2 separate regions of the Mus musculus genome follow, and region 2 is linked to region 1. Evidence: chromatin loops called from intact Hi-C (ENCODE). Cell type or tissue: gastrocnemius. All regions are shown on one strand. Links, peaks and the distances in the headings refer to the core of each region. The heading gives the core; the rest is flanking DNA. Region 1 has its middle 5.9 kb from the start of Supt5. Region 2 holds the start of Eid2b (EP300 interacting inhibitor of differentiation 2B).

What was found. Peaks named below come from ENCODE experiments on the same cell type or tissue, not always from the same donor. Only the 100,000 strongest peaks of a DNase experiment are listed, where the experiment ranks them.
Region 2: a loop joins it to region 1, with 2.8 times the contacts of the local background. A loop is called at or near these places in 11 of 42 quality-filtered maps.

Annotation. Positions count from the first base shown.
Region 1 is chr7:28,339,352-28,349,837 of GRCm38, forward strand. No RefSeq gene overlaps it. Among named protein-coding and RNA genes, the nearest start is that of Supt5, 5.9 kb to the left of the region's middle. In gastrocnemius, for the core only: a CTCF peak has its summit at 5,526 (motif pointing left); a DNase peak (open chromatin) is centred at 5,526; H3K27ac peaks cover 367 bases.
Region 2 is chr7:28,271,328-28,281,813 of GRCm38, forward strand. Eid2b (EP300 interacting inhibitor of differentiation 2B) reads left to right here and starts at 6,379. Exons shown (of 1, transcript NM_001177427.1): 1 at 6,379-8,802. The coding sequence starts at 6,454. The coding sequence ends at 6,909. In gastrocnemius, for the core only: a CTCF peak has its summit at 6,324; DNase peaks (open chromatin) are centred at 4,789, 6,375 and 7,100; H3K4me3 peaks cover 1,221 bases; H3K27ac peaks cover 973 bases.

The DNA.
Region 1 (10,486 bases), core at 1,416-9,415:
CAGTGGTTAAAAGCGCCTACTGCTCTTCCGAAGGTCCTGAGTTCAAATCCCAGCATCCACATGGTGACTCACAACCATCCATGACGAAATCTGATGCCCTCTTCTGGAGTATCTGAGGACAGCTACTGTGTACTTACATATAATAAATAAATAAATAAATCTTAAAAAAAAAAAGAAGAAGAGGAAGAAGAAGAAGAAGAACTGAAGGTGGACAGGCGAGCCAGGAGTTATGCACAAAACCATCACATTTATTTAATTCCGGACAGCCAAGGTTACACAGTGAAACACTGTAACCAAAACAAAACAATAAAACCTAAACTGGAGAGTTGGCTCAACCGCCAAAGAACGCTGGCTGCTGTGGAGCTGTGGTCAATTTCCAGCAGCTCACAACCCGCTTTCACTCCAGTCTCAGGGGAGCTAATGCTCGCCCTCTTCAGGCCTCGGCTGACATTGAATATCCACAGACATAAAAATTCAAGACAAGCCGGGCGGTGGTGGCGCACGCCTTTAATCCCAGCACTGGGAAGGCAGAGGCAGGCGGATTTCTGAGTTCGAGGCCAGCCTGGTCTACAGAGTGAGTTCCAGGACAGCCAGAACTGCACAGAGAAACCCTGTCTCGAACCCCCCACACACAAAAAAAAATTCAAGACAGAAAGTTAATAAAAGCAGCATGCTTGAGCAATCTAGATGGCTCATCAGATAAAGTATCTTGCTGAGAAACCTGACGATCTGAGTTCTATCCCTGGAACCTATATGATAGAAGGAAGATAGCCAAAAAGTTTTCTTCTGACCTCTGCATCCATGCTATAGTTGGAATACATGCACCCACTCATGTATGTGTGTATACATGTGTGTATATGGGTATATATACAATACATACACACATATATAACATTACATATGCATATAATATATATACAATAAGTTTAAATTTTTTAAGTCACGTGCTTCAGCTAGATATGGTGGTACCTACCTTGTAATACTGGCACTTGGCAGACTGAGGTAGGAGAATCTGAAGTCCCAATGGATCTAGACTACAAAACAGGACCCTTTCTCAAAACAACCAAATGGGAGAGGAGGAAGAAACAGTAAATTCCACCAAACTACTGAAAAGCACAAATTAACTTCAAAAACCATGTATGCACAGTGAAAGCAAAAGACGGTGGGATCTGGCAGAGGGTGTGATCCCATCCATACAGAACTCCAGAGCAAGCAAAGCCTAGCTATTCATAGGGAAAGCAGAGGAGTGGGTGTCTGAGCGCATGAGATGAAATGGAAGTCTGTCAGTGTCTGCCCGGGTGGGAGCGTTCACTGTACCTGGAGCCTTTTACTGCGTAAATCAGTGTCTGCCCGGAGGTGACCCGTTCAGGGTCGGTCTGAACTGCGCCCATGGAGTGAGATTATACAAAATGTTTAACGGATGGGAGCAGAAAGCAAGGGGGAGCAGGGTGGGCTGTTGCATTGACCAACCATATTTTTCTTTACAAGGGGTTTTGTTGGGGAAAAAGGGGGGCGGGGGAGGCCCTGGGGAAGAAGAGGGGGAGAAATATGCCACATCTGGCCAGAGTTCCTGTGCTCTGGGCAGGCGAACACGGGGAGACTGCCAGGCGCTTTCCACACGGCCCCGGGTGGGCATCTAAGCCTCTGACCCACGCTGCACACTGGTGAGAGTGGTGCAGCAGATCTAGATAGAGCAGAGACTCTCTATGGTTTAAGAGCTTTATTATAAAAATGCAGGGAGAAAGAGAGAAGGTAGAAAAGGAGAGAGAGAGAGAGCGAGAGGGAGGAAGAGAAGAGGAGAAAAAAAGACAAAGAGAAAGGAGAGAGGAGAGAAGACAAAGAGAGGGGAGAGAGAGGGTGAGAGTGAGGGGTAAGAGGTAAGAGTGGAAGAGGTAAGAGAGAGAGGTGGGGGCTGAACAGCCCTTTTATGGTCTTCACTGTTGCTAGGTAACTGGGGAGGAGTTTAGCCTGAAGGTCAGAAGCTTGGGCCATTGCTTACATGACTTCTACTGACCATGCTTCTCTTGTGGGGGGCTGTGGGATGCGGTAACTTAGGCAGGGGCCTGAGTTCCAGGAGCATGAGGGAATGCCTACCGTGTCATGTGGGTGAATTATCACCATTGGGGTTCAGACCTCAGCTCGACTGGAGGCCAGCCTGCAATTCCCCACAGGGTTAAGCAGGGAAGTTAACGGTGGTAATTGGGCCATATGCCAGTCACCTAGTTTCAGGGTCCTTGGGTCAGTTTTGCGTCAGGTCCCCTCCTGGACTCTGACCTAGAACAAAGGAGTTGGGCAAGCTCCACACAGTCAATTAAGTCAGGACGGGCAGCACATTTATGACTTGTGTGTTTAGATAACGGGAATACAGCATCTTTTCTCTTTACATCCTTCACTGGCTAACAGACAAACAGGAAATGTCTGAAGAAGCTGGAGGGGAGTTGGGTTCCAGGGCCTGGGAACATGAACTCAGTTTTGATCCTGCCCGTACAGTGGAGTTCCTCCTGAGATCAGGAAATTACCTCCTAACAGGTTCAGGAAGGCTAGCGCGGTCAGCAATGGAGGTTGGCGAGCTGCCGCATGGTGGAAGGAAAGAGCACTTTCTCCAGAGTGGAAAAGCTCGGAGCGTAAGGAAACCACACTCAGGGTTTTAACAGTTGGTGGGAGAAAATACAAGTGAGGTGGGAGGGGAAGGAGGAAGAAGAAGGAGGAGGAGGAGGAGGAGGAGGAGGAATCCTTGAGTTACAGCTCAGGAAAGTTCACAGGGCTGGAGAGGTGCCTCGTCCTTTAAGAGCATTGGCCTTTCTTATAGAGGACTCTGGTGCCATTCCCAGGACCTACATAGCCGCACACAACTGTTTGTAACTCTATTTCCAGTGACTTCATCACTTTCTTCCAGCCTCCATAGGCACTGTACATGTGATACACAGACACCCAGACATCAAGACACTTGTACACATAAAATACTTACAAAACAAAACAGAAAACAGTGCTGCACATGTGGATTTCTGTAGGCTGCTGCCTTGGAATGTATTTACTTTTTTAAACCAGATTCGGGATTGAACCTAGAACTTAACATGTTGATTCAAGTGCCCTAGCATGCCAGGAGCCAGCCCTGGCAGGGTCAGGTACTGAGATGGGACATAGTGCTGGACACTATCTGGCCTTGTAACTCTCTCTTAGTGTTCTGGGGGCTAGAAGCTGTTGGCCTCTGACGACTTAACTCTCCCCCTCCCCCTCCCCCCTCCCCCTCCCCCTCCCCCTCCCCCTCTCCTGTGGCTAAAAGCCACTGGTTTCTGGCAATTGATTCCTGCTGATAGCTGCAGGGGGTTAAGAAAAACAACTTTAGTTACTTGGCTCTTTTCTCTTTGGCTCAAGGGCCCCTCACTTGCCAGTCAAGAGGCTTAGAGTTAATTCACTCTTTGTGAACCACAGAGAAAAGAAAAAAGAAACGAAAAACAGGAAAAGTGAAAGACCAGACACATATACTGGATGAAGATGAAGAAGGCTACACTCCCTGTTTTATTGTGGTTCTTAGTTCTTATACTTTCTCAGAATACTTAATTACATGGTACTCAAAGAATTTTTATATTCCATAAGTTCATAATAAGTTTAGGTCAGTAGTTCATATCATAAATCAATAAGACTTAAAGAACTACAGGAGAATTGTTTACATGTCTTTCTATTAAGACTAGTACCAGGGCTGGTGAGATGGCTCAGCAGGTAAGAGCAGATAAGACTGCTCTTCCTAAGGTCCTGAGTTCAAATCCCAGCAACCACATGGTGGCTCACAACCATCCGTAACAAGATCTGACTCCCTCTTCTGGTGTGTCTGAAGACAGCTATACTGTACTTACATATAAATAAATAAATAAATCTTAAAAAAAAAAAAAAAAAAGACTAGTACCTAGCTGGGTGTGGTGGCTCACTCCTTTAATCCCAGCACTCAGAGGCAGAGGCAGGCAGGCAGATTTCTGAGTTCAAGGCCAGCCTGGTCTACAGAGTGAGTTCTAAAGAAGCACTTACAATGGCTAAAAGGTCTTCTTCTTGTCACTTCCTTTTATGAAACCATATATAATGATAGCCATAGTGAACACCCTAGCTACCACTGGGACAGGACTTGACTGTGTAAGCAAGACCCGAATGCAGTCTCCAGAGAGGTAAATTCTTGTAAACAAGTGTCTGGAATCAAGCATGCCTCAGTCATGGAAGCCAGATGAGGACTTTTTGTTTGTTTGTTTGTTTTGTTTTTTGAGACAGGGTTTTTCTGTATAGCCCTGGCTGTCCTAGAACTCACTTTGTAGAACAGGTTGGCCTCGAACTCAGAAATCTGCCTGCCTCTGCCTCCCAAGTGCTGGGATTAAAGGCGGATTTTTGAGTTAGAGGCCAGCCTGATCTACAAAGTGAGTTCCAGGACAGCTAGGGCTATACCGAGATGTCTTTGTAAGAGTGGGGTTGGCACAGATGCAGCAGTATGGAAGCCTAGAAGATGAGGGTCATGCTTACCTGTGTTCCTATGGAAATTTGGAATATTTGTTCTATATAGATTTCTATTCACTTTTCAAACATGATACTGTAAGACCCCCAGATGCTGGGCCTCTGCTCAAGTCCCAGGATGAGCTGGCCAACACCCCAATGTCCCGAGAGAAAACCACACCTGATGCATATTGCAAGAGGTTTTATTATCAGCTAGCTGAGGATGAAGTCCCTCTGCCACGCAGGGCAGGGGAGTTCGACCCTGAGCGGTGACAGTAGGGGGCTTTTAACAGCTAGGTGAGGAATTGGGAGGACTTGGGAAGAGTTGGGAGGAGTTGGGAGGAGTTGGGAGGAGAGTTCTTCTCTTCCAGGTGTCCTTGGTGAAATTTACAAGGCAGGAGTGGGGAGTGAGCTTTTTCTGAATTCTTATCTCCTTGTCCTCCACACAGGAAGGCAGGCATCTTTGGTTGTAAAGTATAGAAACAAAAGGCTTTTTGCTGGCTATAGAGAACAAAGAACTTCTTTCTGGCTGTATTTTTATTTATTTTATTTATTTATTTATTTATTTATTTATTGGTTTTTCGAGACAGGGTTTCTCTGTATAGCCCTGGAGGCTGTATTTTTAGAGATCAGGGAAAACAAGCTTGGAGAACACTCAGGGGCTTTACCTTCCAGGGAGAAACGCTCTAAGTCGGGGTCCTACAATACTAACATGTGCCCCTTGGCAGCTTGTACACTGCCAAGTATTTGTAGCTTGTACACTGTCAGAATGGGTCAAAAGCTTACACTGTGACCCGTTTTGAAAATGAAGTATCTTGAAATAATTAGAAAACAAGAGAAGAATGTGGCTGGATGGGATATAGCTTCAGGCTCAGCATTCAGAGGTCTGTGGCAGAAGGATAGAAAGTACAAGGTCAGGGGCTAGCGAGATGGCTCTGTGTTTAAGAGCACATGCTGCCCTGACAGAGGACCAATATTTACTTCGAAAATCCACATCTTACAATTCATAACTGCCTGTAACACCAGCTCCAGGGAATATGGTGCCCTCTTCTGGCCACTGCCGGAATTGCACTTACATGTAGAAACTATAGCTACATATATATGTATAATCAATAAATACATATAGCCAGCCATGGTGGCAGAACGCAGCTTTAATCCCAGCTCTCAATAGGCAGAGGCTGATCTCTGAGTTGGTGGCCAGCAATAAAACAACAACAACAACAACAAAAACCCAAGCCCGGCATGGTGGCGCACACCTTTAATCCCAGCACTCGGGAGGCAGAGGCAAGTGGATTTCTGAGTTTGAGGCCAGCCTGGTCTACAAAGTGAGTTCCAGGACAGCCAGGGCTACACAGAGAAACCCTGTCTCAAAAAACAAAACAAAAAAAACCAAAAATAAATATTATAATAATAACAATAATAATAAATTCTAGCACACAGAAGAAACAGTTTATCTTTGTAAGTTCAAAGCCAGCCTGTTCTACAAAGAGAGTTCCAAGACAAACAGAACTGCATAATAGAGACTCTGTCTCAAAAAGACCAAAAACAACGAAAAAGGGAAGCTCAAAGTCATCTTGGCCTGCACAGAGAGAGCATCTTTTTGGCTACACAGGAAAAATGTGGCCCACATAGGGAGAATAGCTCAATAAAATAAAACTATAATGTAATATATTTGTTAATGTTATTTGAATATAATATAATGCAGGACTTTTAACTTTTTTGAAAATACAATTTTTTTAAAGATTTATTTATTTATTATATGTAAGTACTCTGTAGCTGTCTTCAGACACTCCAGAAGAGGGAGTGAGAGCTCATTACGGATGGTTGTGATTGCTGGGATTTGAACTCAGAACCTTCGGAAGATTAGTCAGTGCTCTTAACCACTGAGCCATCTCTCCAGCCTGAAAATATTTTTTTTTATGTGCATGAGTATTTTGCCTGCACTACCTGGATACCTGGTTGCTTGGAGAGGTCAGAAGCACCCGGCCCCTTGGAAATGGACTTATAGGCAGTTATGTGCCAACATGTGGGGCTGGGAACCAAAGTCAGGTCTTCTAGAAAAGGAATTAGCATACTTCACCATGGAGCCATCTCTCCAGGCCCACAGGACTTATAAAACACAGATGCTCAGCCGGGCATGGAGGCACATGCCTTCAATCCCAGCACTCGGGTGGCAAAGGCAGGCAAATTTCTGAGTTCAAGGCCAGCCTGGTCTACAGAGTGAGTCCCAGCTCTGTAGTAGATTACTTGATTGGCATGCACAAGTTCATAGGTCCAGCTCCCAGCATCCCTGTTCTCTCAGAAATACCAATCAATAGCTCTTGGGAGGTGGCAGCTAAAGGTTCAAGAATTCAAGGTCATCCATCCTTGGCTACAAATCAAGTTGAAGGCTACTTTTACCAAAAAAAGAAAGAAAGAAAAAAGGTGGGGGGGGGTTAAGGGTTTGGCCAGAACAGGCTGTATTTATTGAGGATGTATTTATTGAGCAGGCAGGGCCCTTGGTGGCCACTGGCAAGCAGGACCTCAGAGCCTCAGTGAGCACTGTCACAGAAACACAGCAGTCCCTACCCACTGGCTTTCCTCAAACCATCCTGATGTGGCTGACATTCTTAGCAGACCAGACTTGCTGAGCAGAGTGACCTGGTGTCTCCAGCGGGGACCTGGTCCCAAACCTCCCAAGGTTTCTATTGCATAGCTTGGGACAAGCCTGCTCACTTTTCTGGGCCTAAATTTCCTTATCTGCAAAATTTCTCTTATCGCCAAACGATCTCGCCCTAAAGAATGACGTAGCCTGTAGGAGCTCTGTGTGCCAGTTAGAAAGACATCCCTTCAATCAGATTTTTATAGGATGTATGTATGTATGTATGTATGTATGTATGTATGTATGTATGTTTGTATGTCTGCATGACAGCAGAGGGACATCAGATCCTATTGTAAATGGTTGTGAGCCACCATGTGGTCACTAGAAATTGAACTCAGGACCTCTAGAAGAACAGAGAGTACTCTTAATTGCTGTACTATCACCATGCTTTTTTTTTTTTTAATTAAAAAATTGGGGCTGGTGAGATGGCTCAGTGGGTAAGAGCACCCGACTGCTCTTCCGAAGGTCCAGAGTTCAAATCCCAGCAACCACATGGTGGCTCACAACCATCTGTAACAAGATCTGACTCCCTCTTCTGGTGTGTCTGAAGACAGCTACAGTGTACTTACATATAATAATAAACAAATCTTAAAAAAAAAAAAATTATTGGGGGCTGGCGAGATGGCTCAGCGGGTAAGAGCACTGACTGCTCTTCCGAAGGTCCTGAGTTCAAATCCCAAAAACCATATGGTGGCTCACAACCACCCATTATGAGATCTGGTGCATCTGAAGACAGCTATAATGTACTTATGTATAATAATAAATAAATCTTTTTTAAAAATTATTATATTTGCCGAGTATGTTGGGTCATGCCCAATCCCGGCATTCTAGCATAGCACTTGAGAGATGGAGGCAGCTGGATCTCTGTGGCTTCAAGGCTAGTCTGGTCTACAAATGGAGTTCTAGGTCTGCCAGAAACACATAGTGAGGACCTGTCTCAAAAATATATATATATTATTGGGGCTGGAGAGATGGCTCAGTGGTTAGGAGCAGGAGCACGTGCTGCTCTTCCAGAGGTCCTGGGTTTAATTCCCAGCACCCACATGGCAGATCACGGCTGTCTGTAAGTCCAGTTCCACAGATGGATTCAGGCAAAGCGCTAATGCCTATAAAATAACCTATAAAATAAAAATAAAAAGATCTATCCATATCTATATCTATCTATCTACCTATCTATCTATTATTTTATTTTATGTGGATGGATGTTCTACCTGTATACATATCTATGTACCACATTTGTTCAGTGCCGCAGAGGCCAGAAGAAATTGTCTAATTCTCTGAACCTGAAATTACAGACAGTTAGTTATAAGGTTGGGGGCTAAGGCAGGAGCATCATTAGAAATTCCCAGCCAACTCAGAATATATAGCTGGTTTCCACAAACTGGGTATGATCGTGTAATCTCTGTAGCTAAGAGACAGAAGCAAGAGTATCAGGAATTCAAGGTCATATGTTGGAGGCCAGCCAGGCCAACAAAATATCCTGTTTCACAACACTCATAGAGTGTGCTGGAGAGAGATGGCTCAGCAGTTCAGAGATTGTATGGCTCATGTTCAGTTGTGACGTTCTGTTGGGAAGCTCACACTGACTGTAAATCCAGCGGATTTGATGCCTTCTTCCAACCTCTTTGGGTACCTGGGTACCTGACTTCTTTGGGTCTGTGTACACACACACACACACACACACACACACACACACACACACACACACACACACAGGAGAGGGGAAGGAGGGGAGAGGAGGGGAAGAGAGTGAGAGAGGGAGCATAAATCTTTTTGTTTGTTTTTTGAGACAGGGTTTCTCTGTGAGGCCCTGGCTATCCTCAAACTCAGAACTCCGCATGCCTCTGCCTCCCAAGTGCTGGGATTAAAGGCGTGCACTACCATGGCCTGGCTAGTAAAAGAAATCTTAAAACACACTCAAATGCCGGGCATGGTGGCCCAGCACTCTGGAGGCAGAGGCAGGCAGATTTCTGAGTTTGAGGCCAGCCTGGTCTACAAAGTGAGTTCCAGGACAGCCAGGACTATACAGAGAAACCCTGTCTCGAAAAACAAAAAACAAACAAACAAAAGGAAAAAGATGCGCCCTTTCCTTAAGACACTTAAAACTGGATGCAGAAGTACATACACATCTGTAGTCCCCGTACTGGGGAGGTGGAGGCAGGAGGATCAGGGATTCAAAGTCAGCTTCTCCTTAGCTATATTGTGACTTCCAGCCAGACTGGACTCCAAAAGAAATTGAGAGATGGAGCAGGGGAGTAGGGGGTGGGCTGTAAGGGAGTGGGTGGACAGAAGGACCCACCAGGGCAGGACAAAGAATTTTACTGCCATCTGCTGGAAGTTGACAAATATGAATCTATGATGTCCAGGACAAATATTGTGCTGTGTAGCCATCATATGTCTGCCCACCTCGGAGTTAGCCAGCCTAGAGAGAACACTCGCCAACGCACTCGGCACATTTAGAGTAGATCAGCACCTGGCGAAGAGCAAGCGCTGTTTAAGTGTGACTGTAATCAACATGATTATCACTTATGTGTCTGAAAGACGTTTATCTGCTGAAGATTGTGGTAGTGGGTCAGAAATCCAGAACATCAGCCCTACTGTTTCCTGTGAGCGTGTTCAAGCATGCATAACTGCTTGCACACAGAGCCCAGTGGTTTTCCCCTAACTTCCCAGCTCCAAGAAGGAGTTACCACTGCCAAGGCATGGTCACGCCAGTGTGGACAGTGCTATGCTTTGGTTTGGGCTGGCCTGGAGCACTGACCTTTAATCCAGAGATCCACTGTGTGTCTTCCATCTTATTACATTCAAGTGTGTGTCTGTGTATGCGCGTGCACATGTGGAGCTTGGAAGACAGCCTGCAGGAGTTTGTTCTCTCCTTCTACTCTGTGAGTCCCAGGAACCAAACTCGGGCCCTCAGGCTTGGGCATTTCGCTAGCTAGTTTCTTTTCTTTCTGAAGCAGGGTCACATGTAGCCCAGGCTGGCCAGATATTCATAATGAGGAGAGGATGGCGTCGGGATTCCTCCTGACCCTTCCTCCTCCTTCCAAGTGTTAGTGTTACAGGTGCACATGACCATACCTAGTCTTTTTGTTGACAACTCTGCCTTCCAAATGTCTCCACATCCCTTAATGTCCTCCACACCCTGTGCTGCAAGAGAAACTGAGGCAATCCTGAGAAGCTGTTGCCCAGTGACTTAGAACAATTCTGGGGTGGGTACTATGGAAAAGTTAAAAGCTGGTTTTCCTCAGGTTGGTAGGCTGGAGAATTCTGTGGAGTAAACACATAGAGCGGAGGGTTTAGAGGAGCATTACGGTCACTTGGAAGTTGGAAAGATGGTGGTTAAAAGCACTAACTGCTTTTCCTAGAGAGGAC
Region 2 (10,486 bases), core at 1,436-9,435, 68 kb before region 1:
TTTGAATTCCAAAGTTTTATTAGTGTGTATGAGAGAGGTTACTCTTTTTTTGGATTTTTGGTTGGTTGGTGGGTTTGGTTTTGAGTTTGTTTTTGTTTTTTGTGTTTTGTGTTTTGTTTGTTTGTTTGTTTTTTGTTTTGGTTGGTTTGATTTGGTTTGGTTTGGTTTGGTTTGGTTTGGTTTTTCAAGACAGGGTTTCTCTGGAGATTTCATTTTTTTATCGTGAACCACTTGGGATTTATTCAAAGAAGTAATAGTGTTTCTGGTTATTTATGCTCATTTTTACTTGGGGGCGGGGATGAGACAGGGTTTCTCTGTGTAGCCCTGGCTGTCCTGGATCTGCCTCTGTAGACCAGGCTGGCCTCAAATTCAGAGATGGCCTGCCCATGCCTCCCAAGTGCTGGGAGTAAGTGTGACCACCACACCTGTGTTATTGCTAGTTCATTAGAATCACATTTATATATAACCTAGGAATAACTGCTGCCTTTAAGATACTGCTTTTTATATACCTTTCATTTTATAATCAGATACTTTTTATTTTAAAGTGTTTATCTTTAATGTGTCTGAGCTGTTGCCCCCATTTATATCTATGTTCACTTTGTGCATGCAGTGCCTCAGAAAGCCAGAAGGGGGCGTTGGATGCTTTGGAACTGGAATTATGTGCAACCTTTGAGATGCTGGAAGCCAAACTCAGGCCTTTACAAGAGCAACAAGCGCCCTCCGCCTCTGGCCATCTCTCCAGCCCCTCAGTCTTTCCTTTGAGCTGTGTTTTGTCATATTTGGTTCAAGACAGAATCTCACTTTTAATCCATGCCAGCCTGAAATTAAGGATTCACGTGTCTTATCTTCCAAAGGCTGGGGTTACAGGTGTGAGCTACCACATCGGTAAGATATGGAACTCTTCCAGCTAGGTGGTGTTGGTGCTTGCCTTGCCTTTAATCCCAGAAGAGGCAGGCCTGACCTATTGTTCTATAGCCAAGGCTACTCAGAGAAACTCGATAAAATAAAATAAATGGTGAATAAAAAGTTACAGAGGTCTTTCTGTTCAAATGATCTGTTTGCACGTTATTTTTTACTTATTTTTTGTTTTGTTTTTTCAAGACAAGATCTCTCTGTGTAGTCCTGGCTGTCCTGGAACTTGCTCTGTAGACCAAGCCCAGAACTCAGATCTGCCTGGCCCTGCCTCCTGCATGCTGGGCTTAAAGGTGTGTGCCACCACCACTGCCTGGCTGTTTTCATGTTTTTTAAAGACTTTATAGACCAAGTAGTGAGACCTCATGCCTGTAATCTCAGAACATAGGAGGATCACCACAAGTTTGATATTTGGCTAAATATCTTGGCTGGGGTCAGAAGTCTGTAGAATACTTGTTTCGCAAGGTTTGGTCCCAAACCCACATAGGAAAGATGAGGTGACACACACTCATAGCCCCAGCACAGGTGGTATAGACAGAGGATTCCTGACGTTCTCTGACAAGCCAGCAGCCCTGGGTTCCAGCAAGAGGCCTGCCACAGAAGACAGGTTGAACTATCACAAGGAGCACTGGGGGTTGACCTCTAACCTCCACATAAGCATGCACCTGCACACGCATGAAAGCAAGCGTGCACACAGATGTTTAAAAGCTTCTTTGTACCCTTGAGTCTAAATGTTTTATTTGGAGAGTATTAATATTGTTAGATGAATTCACCTGAAATTGGTCTTTCACAGGTCTAGTCGTTTGTTCCTAGATATCTCATCTGTTGTCTGCATGAATTCTGTGTACTTGAATGCCAGGTGCTCAAGGAGGCCACAGGAGGGCGTCTGACCCCTGGAACTGCAGTTACAGAAGGCCGAGCTGCTGTGTGAATGCTGGGAACTGAACCCAGGTCTGGCAGAGGAGCAGCCAGTGCTCTGAGCCATCTCTCCAGCCCCACTCAATAATGTTAGTTTGTCTGATGATTCTTCTCTAACTTTTCAGTGTGTGTTCATGTGTGTGGTGTACACATACATGTGTATGTGTGTCCATATGTGCAGAGGCCAGAAGAGGGTGTCAGGTAACCTCTATCACTTTCCTTGAGACTCTCACTGAACCTGGAGCTAAGCTGATGGCCTCCTTCTGTCTCTACCTCACAGAGGTGGGGTTATAGCACATGTGGCCATGCTCAGCTTTAACATGGATGCTGAGACCCAAATTTCAGGCCCTCATGAGTGACAGACAGTCTGATGGCCCCCATGGGTGACAGTCTGATGGCCCCCATGGGTGACAGTCTGATGGCCCCCATGGGTGACAGTCTGATGGCCCCCATGGGTGACAGTCTGATGGCCCTCATGGGTGACAGTCTGATGGCCCTCATGGGTGACAGTCTGATGGCCCTCATGAGTGACAGTCTGATGGCCCTCATGAGTGACAGTCTGATGGCCCTCATGGGTGACAGTCTGATGGCCCTCATGGGTGACAGTCTGATGGCCAGTCTTGGTTGTCAGTTTGACTTACCTGAGGAAAGGGCCGTCAGGTGAGGAATTTCCTTTAGCATTTTGGCCTTTGGGTAAGTCTCTGAGGCATTTCTTCATTGCCAATTGATGTAGAAAGGCCCAGCCCACTGTGGGCAGTGCCATCTGTAGGAAAAGTAGTTGGACAAGCCAGGAGAGGAAGCCAGTTAGCAGTGTTCCTCTGTGGCCTCTGCCTCAGTTCCTGCCTTGGCTTCCCTCAGGGATGGACTGAGTGTGACCTTAGAGTTATAAACTGAAATGAATCCTTTCTTCCCCACATTTGTTTTGATCAGTGTTTTATAACAGCAACAGAAAACACCAGGGCATACGGCAAGGGCTCTCACCCTGAGCCATCTCTCTGGCACTCTGACTTTTTTTTCCATGTGCATTGACATTTTGCCTGTATGTATTTTTATTATTATTATTATTATTATTATTATTATATGTAAGTACACTATAGCTGTCTTCAGACACTCCAGAAGAAGGCTTCGGATCTCATTACAGATGGTTGTGAGCCACCATGTGGTTGCTGGGATTTGAACTCAGGACCTTTGGGAGAGCATTCAGTGCTCTTACCCGCTGAGCCATCTCTCCAGCCCAGCCTGTATGTATTTTTGTGTGAGATCCCCTGGAACTGGAATTACAGACACTTCTGAACTGCCATGTGGGTTCTGGGAATTGAACCCAAGTTCCCTGGAAGAGCAGCCAGTGTTCCTAACCACTGAGCCATCTCTCCAGCCCTGCTCTGACTTCTGTTTGGCTCCTTGGCCACTGCATTCTGTTTAATGTGGTGAGTGACCATGACTTGTGAAAATGATTTCCATAGCCATCTATCCATAGTCTCTGGAGAGAAGGCTCAATAATTAAGAGCACTGTTGCTCTTACAGAGGACCCTAGTTCACTTCCTAGCAATTACATGTCAGCAGCTCACAATCACAAACATCTGCAATCCCAGCTCTAGGGGAGGGATCTGATGTCCTATTCTGGCCTGCACAGGCATCAGCCGTGCATGCATGCAGGCAAAACACTCACACACATAAAGCTAGAGAGGAAAGGAGTGGTTATCGGGGCTGGAGAGATGGCTCAGCAGCTGGAGCACTTGCTGCTCAATCGTGAGAACCAGAATTTGGATACCAGCACCCGTGTTGGGCAGCTCACAACCACCCTACAACTCCAACTCCCGTGGATCCAGTCCTCTTTTCTGGATGCCAAGGTCACCCACTATACTGGCTGGTTTTGTCTCAACTTGACACAAGCTGGAGTTATCACAGAGAAAGGAGCCTCCCTTGAGGAAATGCCTCCATGAGATCCAGCTGTAAGGCATTTTCTCAATTAGTGGTCAAGGGTGGGAGGGCCCATTGTAGGTGGTGCCATCTCTGGGCTGGTGGTCCTGGGTTCTATAAGAAAGCAGGCTGAGCAAGCCAGGGGAAGCAAGCCAGTAAGGAACATCCCTCCAGAGCCTCTGCATCAGCTCCTGCCTCCAGGTTCCTGCCCTGTGTGAGCTCCTGTCCTGGCTTCCTTTGGTGATGAACAGCAGTATGGAAGTCTAAGCTGAATTAACCCTTTCCTCCCCAACTTGCTTCTTGGTCATGATGCTTTGTGCAGGAATAGAAACCCTGAGTTAGACACCCACACACGTGTACATACACATTCACACAAAAGTACATAAGCACACACCTATAAATAAAAATAACACATTTTTAAAAAGAAAGCTTGTTGAATTTTGTCAAAGGCCTCCTCAGGTTATGAACATAACAGACATGGTACAACTTGTAATCCCAGCAGCAGCAGGGAGCAGCAGGGAGCAGCAGCAGCAGCAGGGAGCAGCAGGGAGCAGCAGCAGCAGCAGGGAGCAGCAGCAGCAGGGAGCAGCAGGGAGCAGCAGGAAGGTGCTAACTTGGAGGACAACTTGTGCTCTGTAGCAAGACCCTGTTTCAAAACCGAGAATCTACAGATGCCATCCTAGGTTATGTCAGATGCACCATGACGAATTATGGGATCATGTTGAGACTAACACAGCATGGTCTTTATATTCTTTTCAATTTTACTAACAAGCTTTTTTGTGTGTATGACAGGGTCTCACTGTGTGTAGCCCTAGATGGATTAGAACTCTATGTAGACCAGGGTGACCTTGAACTCACAGAGCTCCTCCTGCCTCAGCCTCAAGTGCTGATTGAGCCCAGAGCAGCACCACTGAGCTACACTCCCAGGCAGTACGAGTGCATCTCCCACAGTATATACATAGTGCCAGAAGACAGCTTGCAGGAGTTGGCCTTCCTCCCACTCTGTGGGTCCAGGGGATGCAACTGAAGACATCCTCAGCATTACCTGCTGAGCATCTCGCTGGTCCTCTAACCCTAGGCTTATTTTTACTTTGAGTCATGGTCTTAGTTGCCCAGACTGTCCTTGAAGTCTGTAGCCCAGGCTACCCTTGAACTTTTTCGGCATTGGACACCTAGGTAGCTGGGGTTACAGGCTTGAGCTCCAGATGCGAGTGTTGGGGACAGCATTGACAGGTTGGAGACATGTGGCCTCTGGGTTCCTCAAAGGCACGAGAAGGCAGGTGCAGAGTTGATTACGTGGCGGAGATACAGCTGCATTTCAGACTCTTAGCACACTTTTCACATTAGCCCAGGCTGGCCTAGAACTTGCCAAGTAGCCCAGGACGAACATAATCTCATCTTCCTGCCTCTACCTCCCAAAGACTGGGATTGCAGCTGTGCTCCACCACGGGTAGCCCTCTTGTTTTCTGAGATTATCGACAGGCAGTGGCCACCCTAGGAGATTCAACAGTGTATTACACTCAAGTAAGGGAAGTGCTGCCACTGCGTGGGGGAAAGAGGCATGGAAGTGCCGAGAGAAACGGCTACACCAACCGTAACGAGCAAAAATGAAGAAAATATGCCAGCAAGATGGATCACTAGGTAGAGGCATTCACTTGCCAAACCTGACAACCTGAGTTTGGGTCCACATGGTAGGATGGAACTGACTCCTAAAAGTTATCTTCTGATCTCCATACACCTGCCGTGGCTCGAACTCGTGTGCGCACTCAAAGCTAAATGTGACACAGAAGCCAGAGTAGAGCACAACTGACTAGCACCTTGAGTTCAATAAGGTTGGAAGGAGAGAAGGCCACGACGTTGACCTTGACCTCCACAGCTGCACGGTTCCGACTTACACAGACACACTAAAAAACAGTCCGGAGATTAAAAGCACTTTTTCTTTCAGACAACCCAGGTTCAGTTCCCAAAACCTGTGTGGTAGCTCAAAACTACCTTGCTTCCTCCCTCCCCACCTTTCCTTCCCCCTCCCCTCTCTCTCTTCTCTGTCTCTCAGATAGGGGTCAAACCCAAGACCTTACACCCTAGGCAAGTTCTCAGCCACTGAGCTATCTCTAGCCCAGTTCACAAACACCCTGGAACTCTAGTTACCGATACCGTCTTCAGATTTTCTTAGGATCCAGACACACATATGGCTTACATATACAGATATGTAACAAAACATCCATATATGTGTTTGTTTGTTTGTTGAGACGGGGTTTCTCTGTCCTGGATCTGGCTCCAGAGATCCACCTGCTTCTGCCTCCGGAGTGCTGGTATTAAAGGCGTGCGCCGCCACCACCGCTAATTCCAGTTTTCTGGAGGCAGAAGCAGGCAGATCTGAGTGTATATATGAGTTCCAGGCCAGCCAAATGTACATGGACGCTGCCTCAAACAAGGCAATAAAATAATAATAATAATAATAATAATAATAATAATAATAATAATAATAATAATAATAAATTAAAGTATGTGATGCCGCCCCTGCTGGTTCAGAACTTGAGGCGGCCGTGGCGGTAATGGCACATGGCACCCCTAGAGGGCGATAGAGGTCCGGGCACCCGTCCTTGCGCAAGCACTTTTGTTTTCCAGGGCGCCGAGGCCCGCGCATGCGCACATCTTCACGCTGCCGCCGGAGCCGGTGCTTCTGAGGATTCAACGGTGGCAATGTCCGAGCTTCCCGGAGAGAGCAGGATCCCGGACCTGAGCCCCATGAACGGCGTCGGCGACGTCCTGCAGGTGGGACTGGGCGGAGGCAGTCCGGTCCCCGAAGCCCAGGAAGACCCGCTGGCCACAGCCTCCCAGCCCATGGCGCCGGCCCCGGGCCTGGCTCCCGGGCAGTTCCCCGGCGTGGCGGGCCTGATGGCGATCCCGCACGTCCACGCGCCGCTCCTCCTCCTAGAGCTGTACGAGCAGCGGATGTTCCAACACTATCTGCACACCAACCCCCTGATCCCCACCAGGCTGCTCCACGAAATCGAGGAGCGCCGCCGGCTGTTCGTGGAGGGCTGCAGGGCCAGGGAGGCGGCCTTCGACGCCAACCCCCCGCAGATGGACTCGCACGCCCGCGCCTTCATGCTGGCGCTCACGGCCTCCGACGCCCGCGGCCCCAACGCCGACTGAGGGGTGGCCTTCACCTATAACCTCCGAGGAAGGAGGCCGGAGGACCGGACTTCAAGGTCATCCTCCGCCATGTAGCGAGTTGGAGGCCAGCCTGGGCTACAGGAGACTGTCTTTTAAAAATAAAAAATAAAAATAAAAGATTGGTGGCCAGGAAGTCAGGTGACTCCTAGAATCAAGGGCAAAGGCAGATGTCTGGGCAAATGTCATGAGGTGGGGAATCCATGCCAGAATCCAGCCGTGGGCAGGGTGGAATGAAGCAGGCCGGGAGAGAGAAGGGCACTTGAGGCTTGAGGCTGACAAGCAAAGAGGACTCTTCTGACTTCCACCTTGTGACTGTCAGCAATCTTTCCCTCCCCTGCATTTGTTGAAAATCATGGTTGCTTCACTGCGAAGGACGATGGTTTTGCAAAGATGAAGTCTAAGAAATATCAATGAAAAAGACCATAGAAATCAGCGGAGATGCGGGAAGAAACCAGGGGATGTGCTTGCTAGATTCTGTTCCTCCCGGGTTTTACTGAGTAAGAAGAAAGCTGTAAACCACTTGGACATTTCAGAATTGAGGGTCGTCCCATCGTCAGCTGACAAGATCCATGTATCGTTACTTCTTGTGTTTGATGTTCTGTAGACGAGTTGTAAATATTCAGATAGGGAAAACCATGTATGTGTTGTGAGATGAATATTTTTCCAGACCTTGTGTAGTTGTAACCATGCGGAAATAGATGAGTGATTATTTAAATAATACAGACACAAGACTCAAATTCTGCAAAAGATACTATGGGAAGTTAAACTTATCTGCCAAATTGAAAATAGGTATCCATACAGATTTGTGTTTTCTGTAGGGTTTTTCAAACAGATTTTATAAGGCATATATGAACTGGTACCAGTCTAGTTATCCCCCAATCTTGGGTGCTGAGGATGGACCCCAAGCCTTCTTGCCCTGCTCCCATTCCTTCTGAATCAAGGTAGGGTAGGGTTTTGGCTCAGTGGTTAAAGGTGTCTGCTGCTAAGCCTTATTACTGAATTTGATCCCTGGACCCAAGAGGTGAAGGTGGAAGAATCCACACCCATTTCCTCCAAGCACCACTGGTGCACATCCACGTGCAATGTAAACAAATCTACATAGTACGTACATATATCAGCATCTGAGGTTTGATATGTTCAGTTATCATGGAAGTAATTCTATATAGGTTTTTTTTTTTAATGACTACTATTTAAGTCTGTATCAACATATTTAATGAACTAGTTGTCTTCTGGACATCTGGGTTGTTTGAAAATGTTTCCTTTTGGTTGTTTTAAAGATTTATGTGTATGTGTGTGAGCCTGCATGCATACGTGTGTACCGTGTCCATGCAAGAGACTGAGGAGACCAGAAGAGGGTGTTGGGTCTCCCAGAACTACAGTTTCAGGCAGCTGTGAGCCCCGATGTTGGTTCTGGGAACTGAACCCACTCCACTGAGTCATGTCTCCAGTCTTATTTTTTGTTGTTGGAAATAGGGTCTCTCTTTGTAGCTCTGGCTGGTCTAGAACCTGCTAAATGGGTAGACCAGGCTAGCCTTGAACTCACAGAGATCCTCCTGTCTCATACCTAGCTATTATGTGGTTTTCTGGGGGGTGGGAGGAGGGGAAGGGGTTGTTTTGGGGTTTGTTCATTGGGGTTTTTTGTTTGTTTTTTTGGTTTGTTTCTTTGTTGTTGATTTTTGAGATGAGGTTTCACAGAACTGTGGCTGATGACGAATTCCTTGATCTACTTCCCAGGTCCTGGAACTAAGGGTGGGTCACTGCCCCTGGCGTTGCTTTGGTAACATTCTGTGTTGCGTTTGCTCTTTCCTTAGACTTAAACGGAGCAGTTACAGGGCAAAAGCATTGCTGTTTGTCTTAAGGATTCCCTGCCCTCTTTGTGCCTCTGTCTACTTCCATTCACCAAGGAACTCTGGGCCTCTTTCTCCACAACAGTCTTGGCTTTGGGAAAAACTCACACTAAGAGCACTGACTGCTATTCTGAAGGTCCTGAGTTCAAGTCCCAGCAACAACATGGTGGCTCACAACCATCCATAATGAGATCTGATGCCTTCTTCTGGGGTATCTGAAGACAGCTACAGTGTACTTACATATAATAAATATTTTAAAGGGGGGGGGGCAGTCGGAGATGGGTGTGATGGCACACCCCTGTAACCTCAATGCTAAATACTCTGGAGGCTGAGACAAGCTGGTCCAGAGCTTAGGCCAGGGATGGCAGGCGGCACATGACCTCAATCCCTGCACACAGCAGCAAGCAGATCTCTATGAGTTTGAGGCCAACCTGGTGTACCCAAGTTCCAGAACCACCTTGGTTCCATAGTGAGATCTTCAAACGATAAAAAGTCTAGAGCAGCCTGTGCAATTGAGCAGAGAACTAGAAAACGTGCTCAGTGGGTAAACGGTTTGCCAAGAAGCCTGGTGGTCCCGGGAACCATGTGAAGCTGCAAGGGCTGGCCCCTCCAGAGGTGTCAGTCACTCTCCACATGCGCATTACCACACAGTAAACCTTTAACTCACCCACCCCTCTGAAGTAGGTCACGGATGGTTTCTCAGCCTTGACGGCATTTGATGCTTCTGTCCTGCAGGGATGTTTGTAGCTGTACAGGCTCAACCCTTGCTGCTTCCTGCCTGATGCACAATGGCCTTGCCACACGAGTATAGTTGACAGCTCCAGTCTCAGACTCAGAAAGCTAGGGCAGGATGGTTGAGTTTGGGGCTAGCCTGACACTTCATTGTGAGACCCCCATCTGGGGGGAAAAATGTTGGCCACTGTGAATGGTAAAAGGGACATGCTGACATCAGCCTTCACTGGGACACTTGCAGCTCTGGGAGCACCGGGTCTTCAGAGACTTGTACTCTCCCCTATTTTGACAGGGAGAGGGGTTCAAGACAGGGTCACTGGGTAACCCTGGCTGTGCTGGAACTCCATAGACCAGGCTGACCTCAAACTCAGAGATCCACCTGCCTCTGCCTTCTGAGTGCTGGGACTGAAGGCGTGTGCCAACACCACCTGGCCTTTCTTTTTTTTTTTTTTCCTATAATGCAACATTAGGATCAGTGTGACAATTTCTTACCAAAACGGGTGGCATTTTTATTTGACCTGCATTAAATCTCTACATGAAGGACTTGGTGTCTGCACTAAATCTTATGCAGCCGCGTGGTCGTCTCAATTTGCTCCATGGCCTTGGGTTTTAAAGCTTTTAGAGGTCTTGAAGCATTTTTTGCTAAGAATATTTTGGGATTTATGGCTGGTGTGAATGAGGTTTTGTTTGTAAATGGCTCCCGGCATCCAGCTTGTCCAAAACACCTTTATCCATTACACTGCACCATCTTGCCTCCAACATCTCACAAATAAACCCTATCTTTTTTACTTACTTTTAAAATATTTATGCATATGAGTGTTCTGTTGGCATATTTGCAGAAGAGACCAGAGTTCATGACTACAGATGGTTGTGGGCCACCATGTGGTTTCTGGGAATTGAACTCAGGAGCAGCAGCCAGTGCTCTTAACCGCTGAGACGTCTCTCCAGCCCCCAATAAATTATATTTTTTAGATAGG